3 separate regions of the Mus musculus genome follow, and all the other regions are linked to region 1. The links are chromatin loops, found by intact Hi-C in ENCODE. Cell type or tissue: left cerebral cortex. All regions are shown on one strand. Region 1 has its middle 12 kb from the start of Gm25607. Region 2 overlaps Clstn2 (calsyntenin 2). Region 3 overlaps Clstn2 (calsyntenin 2).

Region 1 (5,000 bases):
CACTCTTTTTCCTGGAAAGGGAAGCCAAGGCAAGTCTTTGGATGACAAAGATTCAAGAAGGTAGATGTCAGGCAGCACCCCCTAAGTAAACCCCTACCTTGGCAGCAACCAACAGGAAATGTGAACAATGATGAGGAACTTTTCTTGTGTTGAGTTATGCAATTGTAGTCTGGCTAATTAATCAAGATAATGATTGTTTTTATATAAATAGTTCAACATAAACTAACTAAAGTAAAAGTTGACATTGTAAACACACGTGTGTACTCTAAAGCTAGTTCTCAGTTATAGGTCATAGAGACACAGTCATCAGAAAACACCAGTAAAATCTGGAGTTTTTATTTAAATGTGTTCTATTTTTGCTGCATAGAATGCCTGAATGCATCCAGTACTCAGCTCTGTGCTTTTGCATTTCTTTAGGTCACTCAGAGGGGGGAAATGAAAGGAAATAGAAGTAGTTCTTCCTTCTAAATTATCAGTACAATAACCACATGCCAACATAAAAAATTGTCTTCAACTATAAAACTTAAAGCATGTTTGGACCATTTGGGCCATGTCAACTGGGAAGCATTCCTTGAAAACCCTCTGATCATATCCTGCTATAAAAGAATGCTCATATTCAGGTGAGAGAGAGAGAGAGAGAGAGAGAGAGAGAGAGAGAGAGAGAGAGTGAGAGAGAGAGAGAGAGAGAGAGGAGAGAGAGAGAGAGAGAGTGAGAGAGAGAGAGAGAAGGGGGAGAGAGAGAGAGAGAGAGAGAGGAAGGAAGGAAGGAAGGAAGGAAGGAGAGAGTAAGAGAGAGAGAGAGAACTGAAGAGAAATCTTTTTCCAGCACTCTGTCCAAGTGCCTCTTCCTCATCCCTCCAGCATACCCCTCCTCTTCTGTGCCTTCGGAGTGGTGTATGACAGCATTTTGCACACCACACTCTTCCCTTTGGAGAGTTCATACTCCTCGCTGGCAGAGTCCTCATTTTGGGAGCAGCTGGTGTCTGGGGGTGGACATTTTCTCTTAGATCACCTGTAAGAACCTCAAAATCTCAAGCAGCTAATGACTTTCCTCCAAATCTATCTCTCTCTCTCTCTCTCTCTCTCTCTCTCTCTCTCTCTCTCTCTCTCTCTCTCTCTCTTGTGTTTGTCTGTGTGTGTGTCTTTCTCTCTCTCATTCTCTCTCTCCATATATATCCGTATATAGAGATATATAGATATATGGATATATATCCCTCCTCCCTCCACTTAACTCTCTCCCCCAAAAACTTATATCTATGCCTTCTCTTCCCATACACAGCTACTCTTAGCTGACACTGGTGTAGAAGCTGCTGCCAGCTGTCTAGAGACCTCTATCTCTACCAGATATAGCCTGACTTACATTGCAGAAAAGAATTTCTGGATGAATGGGTATCAATCAAAGTTAGTGTTTATGAAGGCAGGTTACAGAGCTGGAGTTAGAGAAAGACTTGCCCTGAGCTACCTTAACAAAGGCCACACATGTGGCTTTGTGTCTTTACATTGGTCTCGGGATGAAATTATTAACTAAGTTTAAGGATTAAGGCCTACAGTTTAAAGAGAATAATGAGCTGGTTTGTGTATTTCTCTTAGATAAAGAATTTCCCCCACAAACTTGGAAGGTGCATAGTGTGCACAGGGCTGAAACACTGACGATGTTAAACATCACAGGACACGGGGGGCATAAGTCACAGGGTTCCCATCTAATAAGAGTGACCATTGTCATCCTTCTGTCATTGTCCCTCTATCTGTCCTCCCTCACCCCTGTATGGGCAAGCACAAAGTGTATTCTCCATGAAGCTAAGGATGCTGGGACTTCCTCCATTCCCCAGACTTTTCCAAGGCCCTGTTGAGGACTTCAACCATGTCCTTACTCAGCATCCTTCGAGAACTCAGCGTCCCCATTGTTTAATCATGACTGCTCCATACAGCCATCTTTTCCCATGTGAGTTCTCTTTGTATCATTTCCCTCTATGCACATAGCACTGGAGAAGTTCTGCAGCAGCTTTCGTGTGGGCTCAGTGGTGGGCGTGAACGGTATTGCTGTGGAAGACACTCACCATGTTCCCGTCTGACTCCTAGATGCTTGCAGAAAGTGAAAGGCCTGAGAAGGCTCGGCAGAAAGAGTGTCCTGCAGTACCTGGAGGCAGGGGAGACCAGACTGAGAACACAGAGCAGAAGTTAGTCTGTGCCATATTCCTAGAATTGCTGGGAATGAAAGCAAAATGAAAAGCTTGCAGAGCCCAGCCACACCTACATAGAAATGACTCTCTTCTTGTGGGTTGTTTTAATTATGTTGGTTATGCAGTGATAGAGCTGGCAAGCATTTTTTAATTGTACAAGAATGTGACAAAATAAATTACATCATAATTTTTCTGCTACAGGGTACAAACCTGCCACCAACACTGCAGACAGAGATCAAATGAAGAGAAGCATGCTTCACTATCCTTATGAGTCAACATGTCTGGTATAATTCCCCTCCCAAAATATATTAGCTCCTTTTACATCCCTGTGACCAAAATATCTGAGGAAGCCTTACTCAGTTGTAAAAACCTGTGAACCACAATAATGACCAGCCTGGGAAGATGTCCCCAATGGTACAATAGTAGCTCTTATATCCTGTCTGACTGGAAGATAGATTATGTTTGGTACTATAAACCTACCCAGATGCCTGTGTCTGGAAAGGTCATAGATTCTAGAGGAGAGACTACTACTGATATTTCTCCAAATCAATATAGTTTCCAACTGTATTCCAAATACTTATATCTACAGAGAAATTTAAATCTCCCACCCCATCAAAGAAGATTATTTTTGGAGCAAATGGAGACTATTTCAGAGATCCACAAACTGGTTAAAATGCAAAGAAAAAATAACCATACCTACCCCAACTGATATATCTAAAACACGACTCCCACATCTAAAACTTAGGAACAGTGTAGAAGAGGAAACAGAAAGATCGAAAGAGCCAGAGGACCAGAATGTCATCTTGAGACAGTGTCTTCTAGATGTGACAAAACAATAAACCATGAAACCCCAATCATATGGTTGTCTATATAAAACTTGCATAATGACTGCACCATTTGTTATCCCAAGATTGATGGGGAAATTTTCACAAGCCCCGCCCCTAAGTGAAGAGCTGCAAGCAAAGGCTACTGGGAGTGGGACAGTCCATTTTCTCTGGAGACAAGTTGTCTAATGTGTTATCCAATCCCAGTGATTAGCAACAAACACATGTGCACACAAACAATACTAAATGAATCAATCTCTCTCTCTCTCCACTCCCCCAGTGTGTGTGTGTGTGTGTGTGTGTGTGTGTGTGTGTGTGTGTGTGTATGTGTGTGTGTAAAACAATAATTACAGAAGAGATCATGAAATCAAGAGATTCTTGGGAGAATAGGGGTCCTGGAAGGGAGGGGGAGTGTAAATGATACCAATGCAGTACTCATACATGAAACTGAGTCAGACTTGGTGGGTAAGAAAAGAGGAGGTGAATCTGGAAAGAGTTGGGGAACCAGTTGGGGGATGAGCATCAACAAACCACAACACATTGTGCGAATTCTTGAAGAACTAATCAAGTCCTTAAAATAAAGAAATAATAAAAGAAACCAGACAGGTTCTGGAGAGAAGCCTCCGCAGCTAAGTACATTTGCAGCTTTAGACAGAGAATCAAGTTCCAGAGGCTGTGCCCCCTCACACTGAGAGATCTGCCTCAGAGATCTGCCAACCTCCAAAAGCTGTGCCCCCTCACACTGAGAGATCTGCCTCAGAGATCTGCCAACTCAGCCCACCAGACGTGAAAATCAACCTGAAATCTGCAATAAGGTGTCTTGGGAACTTGGGTTTCCCTTTTTCACTGTTGCTGCTTATGTTGTTTTAGTTTTAGAGCTTGGGTTTGTTGTTGTCGTTTATTGTTTGTTTGTTTGTTTGTTTGTTTCTTTTGTTAAGAAGCTTTAGGTTCACAACAATGTTTACAATTTATGAGCCTATGTTGACCCCATGTCATCATTTAGCATCTCTGGTTTACCTTAGGGTTCATATTTTCACTAAGTCTTAATTGCTTATATTAACACAGTTCAGTGAACTACATCCATACACTGGCATACACTGATCAAATCTAAACTCCCTTTATCTATAACACCTAAACACCTTTCCCAATCTACTCTATTCATTCATTCATTCATTCATTCATTCATTCATTACTACTTTATTTCAGATTAATTTAGTTTCTATGAGTAGGGCACGCAGTGAGTCTTGTCTTTACGTGCTTGGCCTATTTCACTTAGCACCATGGTTTCCAGTTTTGCATGGTTTCCAGCAATCTACTTTGCTGCAAATAGCAGGGTTTCACTTTTCTTTGTGGCTGAATAATATCCCTTTGTATACATGTACTATACTTACTTTATCCAGTCATCTAATGGCTCTAGGTTGATTATGTTGGTTCCATGACTGTTAGTGTTTTACATCCTATGGATTTGAACAAATGTGTAGTTATGTGCATTCATCATTATAGAATCATGTGAGGAATTTTCACCACACTAAAAATTCTCTATTCTCTCAGTTTATCTTTCTCCTCTTGATAAACCCTTGGCAAGAGCAGATCATTTGTATATTTGCCATGGTTTTACCTTTTCTATAAAGTCTCACAACTGGAACAAAATCGATCAAGACCTTGCTGATGGACAACTTCTCTTCCCCATGTGCACTTAAGTTTCTTCTGTGGTTTGTCATGATTTTCTATCTTATTTCCCTTCAACAGTAGATAACAAGACACAGTCTTGGTGTGCCACAGTTTACCCACTAGCTTTCTGGGAAAAAGCATGTTGGTTGCTTTTTACCCTGATTAATTATGAATAAAACTGTCCCTGGCATCTATGTGTAAGTTTTGTGGGGACCGTTATTAACTCCTTTGAGCAAATACCAACAGAGACAAGGATTGAGTCGTTGATAAGAAGCTACTAATACTTTCAGTGTAACCAGCCCAGCAGAGAGAATGCCTCAAGGAT
Region 2 (5,000 bases), 87 kb before region 1:
TGCTTTACCTCAGGGGAAGTGTGTCCAACAATCAGTAGCATTGTCCCTATACATTGAGCAGCCTTGGAGCCAACGTTACTTTGACTCTTACTTCATGGTTTGCACTTTCTTTTAACTCTTGGGGTTTAGGCAGAGGGATGAAGACTTAGACATAGCTAGGCTTCCATAGTTCTAACCTGACCAATAGTAGAGCCTTAAACATGACCATAAAATGCCCATATTCCAATAGGAGAAAGGTACCATTGCTGTTTTAGAATGTGATTAGCTGTGATGGACTCTCAGGGATGCATGTTAATCAAATGATGCACTGTCTATGGGGATGGGGCCTTGAGAGTAGTGCAGTCTCGTGCTGAGGGTCTCAGGCACTTTTGTTGTTGTGTGTGTTTAAGAATTTCATACATTCATATAGTACATTTTGGTTAGATCTACCCCACCGTTTCCTCCTCTTCAAGTTCTCCCCTATTTTTTCCAATCCTCCCTCCAATTTCATCTATTTTTTTTCAACCAAATGAGTAGAATGAGTGTTCCCTGTACACAAATGGCTGTGGGACCATCTACTGGAGCGTGGGTAGGATCTCAGGGCTTGGATTCCCAAAGAAAACTAACATTCCTTCCCATGACAGCCACCATATTTCCATGATCCCTAGAAGCTCCTCTTCCATATGCAAAGCTCTAGGCTGTCTTGGTCTCCTAAAGGTCATGTGAATGCAGTCACAAACACTTTGAGTTCATGTGCACGGCAGCCTTGTCATGGCAAGAGAACACTGTTTTGCTTAGGAATGCCCAGTACCTCTGGCTCTCATGAATTTTTTTCCAGCCCTTCTTTCATGTCGCCCAAGTCTTAAGAAGAGAAGTTTCCCATTTAGAGCTGAACACTTGGTAGTCTCTAATGCTCAGCGTGTTGACACATTGTGGGTCTTTGCATTAATGGACATTTGCTATAAAAAATGAAGATTCTCTGACAAGGGCTAAGACATTCACTAATCTGTGGTTATAAAAATAAGAAACTGGGGGGCAGTTTAATACCTTGTTCATTTACCATAATAATAGTACTAGGTTTTACCCCAGGGCCTATAACCTATCCAACCAAAAGTTTTTGGCCCAATTAATGGTATCAGACATGAATTCCATGTTGTGGAACAAGCCATAAATGTAATCAGAAAGCTATTGGTCACTCCAATAACATTCATGACACTGTATGTGTATGCACAGTGTGTATGCACTTGCCAGGCCAGTCATTATTGTAACTTACAGAGACGGAGGCTGGGTAAGTCTGTTGGCTCCTTTTCTCTCCCAGTACTGTGCACAACACCTTCCAACACTGTGAACACTAAATAGGGATGAAGGCTTCCATCTTGGTACCAGCTTGACTTCTTCATGTCCAATAACTCAGTATGTGGTATCTTCACCAATAGGATCTTATATCAGGTATGCAAGAGCAATGGCAACAGACTGTAGTTGGGGCAGGGTTGTCTGTGGACCCCCCAGTGACCAATCCACACGAAGAGAGGCAACACATACATGGCACTGAGTTTTTCATTAATTAACCTATGGTACTGGTGAAAGATATTGTCTCTCCACTATAGGGTATTCAATCTAACACCTTTTCTATATCTTTGGAAGCTTCTATAGTAGTAGGATTCCATGTGATAATCTTGTTTTGTGGTCTTGAGTGTTATCATTTCCCAGACTCCCCCCCCACCCTGCCCCTCCCCATTTAACCCTTCCTATTCCATTATCCCCCTTTGTTATCCTTAGCAACATCATCCTATCCCTTCCCCTTGAAACCTCCCCTACATGGGCCCTTGCTCATTTCCTGACTTCAAACCTAAGGATTCAAAGCCGGTATCTGTACATGAGAGATGATGTGAAGAATTTCTTTCTGAATCAGGGTTACTCATCATCAACAGCAGACTGGTGAGTTCTAGCTCCAATCACTTACTTGCAATTTTCATATTTCATTTTTTCTTTGCAGTTGAATAATATATAGGAACCACATTTTCATCTATTTATCAGTTGACAGTAATCTAGGCTCTTTCCATTTTTTAAGCTGTTGTGAGTAGCACAACTATGAATGTGGATAAAAAATTACCTCCATAGTAAGATACAGTCTTCTGAGGATACGCCCAGGAGTGGAACAGTGGGAGCACATGCCAGATCATATGGCAGATCTATCTCTAGCTTTTTGAGGAACCCCCACACTGGTTTCCATGGTGGATGTACCAATTTTTACTCCTACTAACAGTGAACAAATGTTCCCCTCTCCCTACATCCAAAGCAGTATCTGTTGTCATATATTTTAAATCTTAACCATTCTTACTAGAATAAGATGAAATCTCAAAGTAGCTTAATTTTCATTTCCCGATGGGTAAGGATGTTTAACATTTAAAAAAAATATTTCTTAGACGTTTCTCTTTCTTCTTTTGACAACTCTCTGTTTAGTTATAATTTTTAAATGGAGTGGGGTTTTTAGTATTTAATTTATTGAGTTCTTTGTATAATTTAAACACTAACCCTCTGTCAGATACATAGCTAGCAAAAAAAAATCCATTTTGTAGGCTACCTCTTCACTCAAATGACGGTCCTATTTGTCAATTGCTAATCTTAATGCCTATGTTACCAGGGTCCTATTCAGAAAACCCTTTGCTGCATCTATAAGTTGAAGCATTTCCCCTACGTCTCCTCTATTAGATTCAGAGTATCATATCTTATGTTGAGGTTATTGATCCATTCAAAGTTGAGTTTTGTGCAGACTGAGAGAGAAGGATCTACAAGCTATCTACTCTTACCAGCACCCTTCATGGAAACTGCTGTCTTTGTCCCAATATATATGTTTGGACTTCGTCAAACATCAGGTGCTAAAGGAGTATGGGCTTATGTAAGGATCCTCAGTTCTATTACCTTTATCAGTGCATCTATTTTAATACCAGTACTATAAGGTCTTGTTACTTTAGCTCTGTAGTGTTACTTCAAATCAGGGGCCATTACACTTCCATTAGTGCTTTTCATTGTTCAGGACTGCTTTGACTATCCCTGTGTGTGGTGTGTGTGTGTGTGTGTGTGTGTGTGTGTGTGATTGCATTGGCTCTATAGATTGCCTTTGACCGTTTTCACAATATTAATCCTACTGGTAGATCCATGGTCATGGAAGGCCTTCCCATCTCCTAGTAACTTGTATATATTTCTTATGTTTTCACTATAATCTTCCATTTCCTTGGTAAAATTTATTGCATGATTTTTTTAGACTATTGTGAATTGGGATAGTTTCCTTGATTTCTTTCTTGGTACGTTTGTCATTGGTTTTTAGAAAGGCTTCTGATCTTTGTGTGTTCATTTTATAGTCTGATGCCTTGCTGAATATGTTTACTAGTTGTAGGAGTTCTCTGGTAGAGTCTTTTATTTGTAGAATCATATAATCTTTTTTTTAAAAAAAAAAAAGGATATTTTGACTTCTTACCGCATATCTTGAACCATAATCAAGAAGCAAAGAAATTGCTGTGGGAATAGAATTGGGCTTTTGAAACTTCAAAGCCCACCTCCAGTGATATACTTCATCCAATAAGCCCACACATATTAAAACTACCCAAGCAGCCCCACCAACCAGGGATCAAGGATTCAAACATCTGCACCATTGGAAACATTCTTATTCAAGCCACCACAATGACCTTACATCTGGGGATTAGTAATGAGACAGTCATTCATGCCCTAAAACAAGAGGAGACCATAGAGCCAACTTCCCAAAGAAGACCTCTCCTTTGAGGAAGTCTTGAAAAGCAATAACCCTGGAGGCCCAGCGGTGAGATTAATTTGTTCTACCTTCCCTGCTTCCTCCTAATCTCCTCCGAGTCATCTGTTTCCATCCTTAATGTCTAAACATGCAAATATTGCTGCACTTACTGCTCATTAGTTTAGCTAAAGGAAGTGCCCTTTAATTATGCCTCTAAATAATGAACCTCCTCCATCACCTTGACAATCAGTGCATATTTAGAAAGAAGCAAAGCCTCATTATAAAGCAGCAACTGCATCCCCTGGCTTCTTAGAAGATGGTAGCTTTCTTGAGGCCACAGAAATGGGAATCACAAGACCACCAATTCTTAGCTCTTCATGACCTTAGAGGCAAGAATGGCAAATAACTGCTTAGTAAGACATTACATTTAAGAAATAGAAGGAGAATTAGCATTTGCCAAAGCACTCTTGTATTCCACTTCTTGATCTCTAAGTATGAGGTCTAAGCTCACAGTTAGTTTTACAGTCCAGTCTTGACTATTTGTTCTGCACTAAGTCTGTGGAAATGAAAGTAATTTGACTAATGTGTTAGACCAAGCCCACCATTCTGCAAAGCTCCACGTTGCTTACCATTACGCTTTTATTTTGTTGAGATTTATGTAGCTTGGCAGAACTCAACCTTGACCATATTTCTCCATTTGTTGATCTAAGGAGAAAACCACAGAAATTGTTTGTTGACATTCCATTGGCGATAGCAAAGGCAGACTGGACAGCTCTATTGTGAACCTGTCTGCCTTGCCTGGATGAATGAAGCTCATGTTGTGGAAACAAGACATCCCTGCTATCTGGCATGCCACATTCTTGGTTCATCTGTCAGTCCTAGATTCATGAGCCACATCCCTGGTGGACCTCTAAATCCCACAACAATAGAGAACTGACTTTACATCCATTATGAGGAGAGATTACAAAGATTCATTCCAACTTTTTCTTGCAACTTTTGTTGCATTGACTTTTCCACTGGTTTAGTTCCTTCACTACCCTGGGATAGATGACCCTCTAATCTTTAACTCTGCTTCTAGTCTAAAAATATGCTCGGAAAATATATATTAATCTCCAAATTATCTGCATGGCAGAACCTGATCCACGCTGTGGTTCCTGAAGAGACATGCAAGTCCACTTTAACCACGTACATATCATCCAAGGGACACTGAAAAGAGCCTCCAGTGAGTCCCAAACACATCCAGCTTTTTTATATATTTATTCTCTGAATGGTA
Region 3 (5,000 bases), 98 kb before region 1:
CAGTCCAGAGGCTAAGAGTGGCCATCCACACACTGGGCACATGGAGTGACTGCCCATCCTCTCCCTTGCCATTTTTGCATTGGGTTCTGGAGAATGCTGGTGCTTGGGTGGAACCAGCCTCTGACATGGCTGTCTGTGATGCTGTAGTCCCCAGGCACAGCAATGGCCTTTATAATAACCGACAGCCACTGAGCATCTGTTCCAGCCAGCTGCTTTGCACACATTTCCTCATTGTGGCAATTAAGATTCTATCCATTACAGAGATGGAAAGTCCAGATCAAATGGTATCAGATAACTAAAAAAGAAATCAAATGAATGCAGAGAATATAGACTTCCTTGTACCAGAAAACTCCTAGATCTATGATGGCTTTGTGGTCATCTTACAGGTAAAGTGTGATCAAGATCCACGTCCCTGTTCTCTGCATTTTCTCAGATCTGTGTCTATGCATGTATCAGTTTAAGATGAGCAGATAAGGGTGCAGCTGCTGCAGACCTCTGGTTATACACTGCACTGCCCCAAAGGAAAGAAGGCATCCCACAGGTTCATGTTCTGCTGGCACCTATCCCAGGACTGCTTAGGAAACTACTAACCATTGGCCTAGACCAAGTCTTCCCTGCCAGTTCTCAGCAGAGACCATGTTCTCTGACCTTGGGCAGGCATCTTGAACCAATTCCTGTGTTGGAAGAGTTGGCAGGAGTCTATTTAGTCAGAGCCAGCCAAGGCTCATCTTTAGAGATGAGGCCAATGTTGACCTCATAGCAAGGTTAATATGAAGGTATAGGAATCAGGCACAGTATTCCAGCCCTAGGTTACCTTAAGCTAGCCCACTCCCTGCCCTAATGCAGGTCTCAATGGATGGCTATGCTTATCCCCGTGCATGGCCATGAACTCATTTACCCACCTATAACACACATGCCTCCTAGTAAATTTCTCTGGAGTTCTACAGCCAAGTCCAGCATGACTTCTCTATGTGCTGGTACAGAACAGCTCCTTTCTTGCCAGTTGGTATTGTCCTGTGGCTCTAAGTGTCATGGCTAAAACCATGTCATACGATTTCCTAAGCAAGTAAGAAAGCCTTTCTATCAGAGGAAGAAAAGGTTCCGTTGATTGATGGCCGTGCCTGGGGAGGGGGTTATTATTCATCGCTTTGAAGAGCCACACAGTTATGTCTAATGTTGGAAAATCAATTTGTCTCCTCCTAGCAGCTAAAAGCAAGGCTTCCCCTCTTAGCATAGATTAAGGAGACAAAAGAGATGTGTTTTGTGGTCACTGTGTCAAGACTGACAAAATAAAACAAATCCCAGAACTCCAGGAGAAAGCAGCCATGCTGTAGAGCCCAGAGATGCTGATGTGATTGGCAGAGAGCCCCGTAAGTACACACAACGAAGCTTTCACTGGGCTCTGATGGAGTATGACTTGGCCCAGGGTTTAAAGGCAAGGTCTCAGAAGTTTTGCTATGGGGCCTACCAGAGGTTGTTCTACTGCAGTGTCTTCCCCCAAATATGTTCTAGAAAATTCATCAGAACCACTTATAGATGGGAAAATAAGAGAGACTATTTCTTTGTTTTTCTGAACTGTACCTAGCAACTCTTTGGTGGAACCAGACAGAAAGATTCTCTTGTGCTTCAATCCCATTTCTGCCTTTCAGAAATGAACCGGCATCACTATGCCCTGTATGTGCACAACTGCCGCCTCGTCTTCCTCCTGCGGAAGGACTTTGACCAGGCAGACACCTTTCGCCCTGCAGAGTTTCACTGGAAGCTGGACCAGGTAAGGCTCTCAGGGGCATGCCTTCTCCTTTGCAGAGACCACCAGTTTGCTCTCAGGGGAGTGGCAGTGGGTTGGCTCTCCAGGACTGCTCAGTTTCTTGGTTTTAGAAAATTCAGTTCAAGAAGGCAGATAGGTCAGGGTAAAAACTGAAAGCCAGTAGTGGGGGAAAGTGTGCTAGCTGAGATGCCACAGGATCAGAGGACCTGTGGACCATTGTACCTGCATATGCTATGCTCACTCCTTGTTGAGCCCACGGGAAGATGTTTATCCTGCCCCCCCCCTCTCCCGACCTGCTGAAGATCTTTGTTGATAGATATATCTTTGGTCTTTGTGTCAGTGAGCATCATGTCTGCCCTTTGATGCTTTCCTCCTTTGGGTGCCAGTATGACTTGCTTTTGGTGACAGGCAATTGAGAACAGGGACAAGAGGACTTTGAAAAAAAAAAAAAAGCCATGACAGAGCATTGTTAACAGTGTCTGCATTTCTGAAGTGGAAAACCTGACTCATCGGAGCTTTATGGCTTGATCACAGGGGCTGGTACATCACACTTCTCCATGACAAAGCTGTGTCTGGGTTGAGTCCAGAGCTTTGTAGTGTGTGTTCCTGAGGGTGGTACCAGAAACCACTCATTTGTGGGGAAGGACACTGCACGGCGAGGAAGCAAGACTGATATGGCCTTCACTTAGAGATGAAACTGGGCAGAGTTTCCTTTTTTAAAAAAAAATAGTATTAATTCAGCAAAAGAGAGAATGCCAATAGGCAGGAATAAGACGTCACCTAACAATGCTCGTTTTATAGTCCCCAATGAGTTAGGTCTCAACCTCTTATTTTGTTCTTCTGTGACCTACAGACCTATTTTCTCTCTTGTGTGCCCACTGTATGTAATGCTACCTTGTCCTTTCTGATGCTGAGTGTTTCATAATCCTGCGTTTTCTGTCTCCTATTACTCTGCCTCTTCCCCATCCTCTCCTGAACACCCCTACCCTTCAGCTCCCAGTAGGACTGACCTCAGCAAGAACTTACTCATATGGAAACGTTAGTGATGGCTGCCCCTTCCATCCTCACAAACGCTCACATGTATGTTCGGTGTAACCCAGGTATCTCAACCCAAGGACTCTCCTCTTATGGAATCTGTGCAGTGTGTGAAAAGCAAAGATGTTGTGCTCAGGAGACAGAGTGGGGAGCCAGTGCCAACTGTCTGGCCTGATCCTAGGAAATGCAAACCCTGCTGGATCCTGGGTGGCTGAAAAGACAGCATATGTGTTCATCTGCATTTCTTTGTGTTAGGAATTCTGGGGCATGTAGGAGTGGTAAAACGTTGACATTGTTTATATGATTTCTCAGCAACCTCCCAGCTATGTCCTGAAGTGCCAGATGGCTTTTATGGGATATTTTAAAATATATAATACAAATTGAAGTGAATTAAAATAAATTCCATATTGTGAGGGGTTCTTTAATAAGAACTTCGCCATACTGGTGGAGATAATTATAGATACCCAGAGGCATTTTCTGAGATGGGATTGAGAAGGAAGGATACAAGCAAATGAAGTTGCAGGGTTTGAAATTAAAAATAGACAAGGAAGGAATCCTGGTCGTATAGATAAATATATAGTGCATGTAGCAATTCTGAGAGCCATGCATTTAAAGAGGAACTGAGTCACTGAGCAATGCCCTGGTCCCAGGGATGTTCCTTTGGTTATTTTTGTTTTGTTTTGTTTTGTTGAGCCTGCTCTGTAGCAGGCAGGCTGCATATATGAGACCATTCCCAGCCCTGCCACAGGCTTTCCATGGGGCCTTCCCGGCAGGAGACTCCAGCCCCAGTGACTTGCCTATGGCCCACAGCAAGCCATGGCCAGCACCTATCCTTTCTCTCATGCTACTCCTTTGGTGAGCATGCTGACTTAAAATGTAAAATCTATTCATTCATAGACAGAAATTACATCTATTATACAAAATATTTGTAGCTTTTATAGAACCCTACAAGCTAACAGCTCTTTAATTGTAGTAAGCTCTGTATTCGTCTGTGTCTAACCTTGTGCAGGCTACCTTAACAAAATACCCTGGGCTGCATGGCTTAAGGGAAAGATGTTTACTTTCACATAGCCAATAAGGTTGGGAAATGCAAGGTCAAAGCGCTTGTTAATACATGATCTAATGAGATCTGTTTTCCTGGATACAGAGGGCTTCCTTTACCTGCTTTGTCCTCAATTCCAGAAATAGAAAGATGGTACCCTCATGTCTGCTCCTCCTTCCCTGCTAGATGAAGTCCCAAGTCTCACTCCCTCATTTTATTTCTGTTGCCTGCCCTGGGTCATAACTTCAAATATACCTGGGATTTAGTATTTCATACTGTGAGCTTGGGGAGGACAGAAGTCAGTCTGCAGCATTTCTATACTAACCTTGTGAAAGTCTGTACTAAGTCTTGTGAAAGTCAGAGGACTTCTTGCTATCAGACATCCTAGCTCATAGGGATAGTTGGCAGGGGAAGGAAGGAGGCTGTAGTGAGGAGGGCACAGGAACTCTCCACAGTGCTCACACTGCCAACCCAGTAGTGTGTATAGGCCAGCCCACGGAACCACCTTCTTTTTGTCCTCAGCTCCCTGTTATAGGAGAACCTTACCTGAAGTTTCTCTCATGTAAACTAAATGATGCTCAAAACATACAGACCTGATGAAGCTTCTCGACCAGGAACTACCCTGGCACATCTCCTGCCCCTTGTTTGTCAGACTCGTCATGACTCTTTCTGCACTGCCATCACATGGTTATCCCTCCCATCTGCTTCCTTAGTGCCAAGCTCCTGGAAGAAGGGTGGTGTCTTCCTCAGGCCCAGCTATACAGAGTATGGCATAGCTCCAAGTACATAAGATAGTCCAGATAAAATGTCTGCATAACAGTGAAGGGATGTGGAGGGAGAGACAGTAAGGCCAGAAGAAGGGGAAGAAAGAGAGAGATGGAGAGAAGAAAAATCAAGATATCTAAAAACAAACAAACAAAACAAAACAAAACAAAACAAAACTTCTGGTGATGAATTGAAAATTTTGTTCACTTCACTGGTCATTAAAAATTGTTTAATTTTGCCATTGTTTTCTTTACTCTCTGATTCTTAAATCAGTGTTTATCTCTTATCTTTTTAGCTTATTTCAAATATCCAGTTGGATTAGCCACTAGTGAGTCTATAGATGGCCTTTGCCAAAACGTATTCAAACTGGTCTAATATGGTGTGTGTAAC

Evidence for each region. Hi-C counts contacts between places; a loop is a spot of excess contacts. Peaks named below come from ENCODE experiments on the same cell type or tissue, not always from the same donor. Only the 100,000 strongest peaks of a DNase experiment are listed, where the experiment ranks them.
Region 2: it touches region 1 in a loop (2.2-fold over the local background); 2 of 42 quality-filtered maps call a loop at or near these places.
Region 3: it touches region 1 in a loop (10-fold over the local background); 2 of 42 quality-filtered maps call a loop at or near these places.

The regions. Positions count from the first base shown.
Region 1 is chr9:97,425,358-97,430,357 of GRCm38, reverse strand. No RefSeq gene overlaps it. Among named protein-coding and RNA genes, the nearest start is that of Gm25607, 12 kb to the left of the region's middle. In left cerebral cortex, no CTCF peak of the experiment used is centred here; DNase peaks (open chromatin) are centred at 944 and 2,045; H3K27ac peaks cover 848 bases.
Region 2 is chr9:97,512,014-97,517,013 of GRCm38, reverse strand. All of the region lies in intron 8 of Clstn2 (calsyntenin 2), which reads left to right. Among named protein-coding and RNA genes, the nearest start is that of Gm25607, 75 kb to the right of the region's middle. In left cerebral cortex, no CTCF peak of the experiment used is centred here; a DNase peak (open chromatin) is centred at 2,172.
Region 3 is chr9:97,523,075-97,528,074 of GRCm38, reverse strand. It overlaps Clstn2 (calsyntenin 2), which reads left to right. Exons shown (of 18, transcript NM_022319.2): 8 at 1,650-1,771. Among named protein-coding and RNA genes, the nearest start is that of Gm25607, 86 kb to the right of the region's middle. In left cerebral cortex, no CTCF peak of the experiment used is centred here; DNase peaks (open chromatin) are centred at 2,319 and 3,052; H3K27ac peaks cover 779 bases.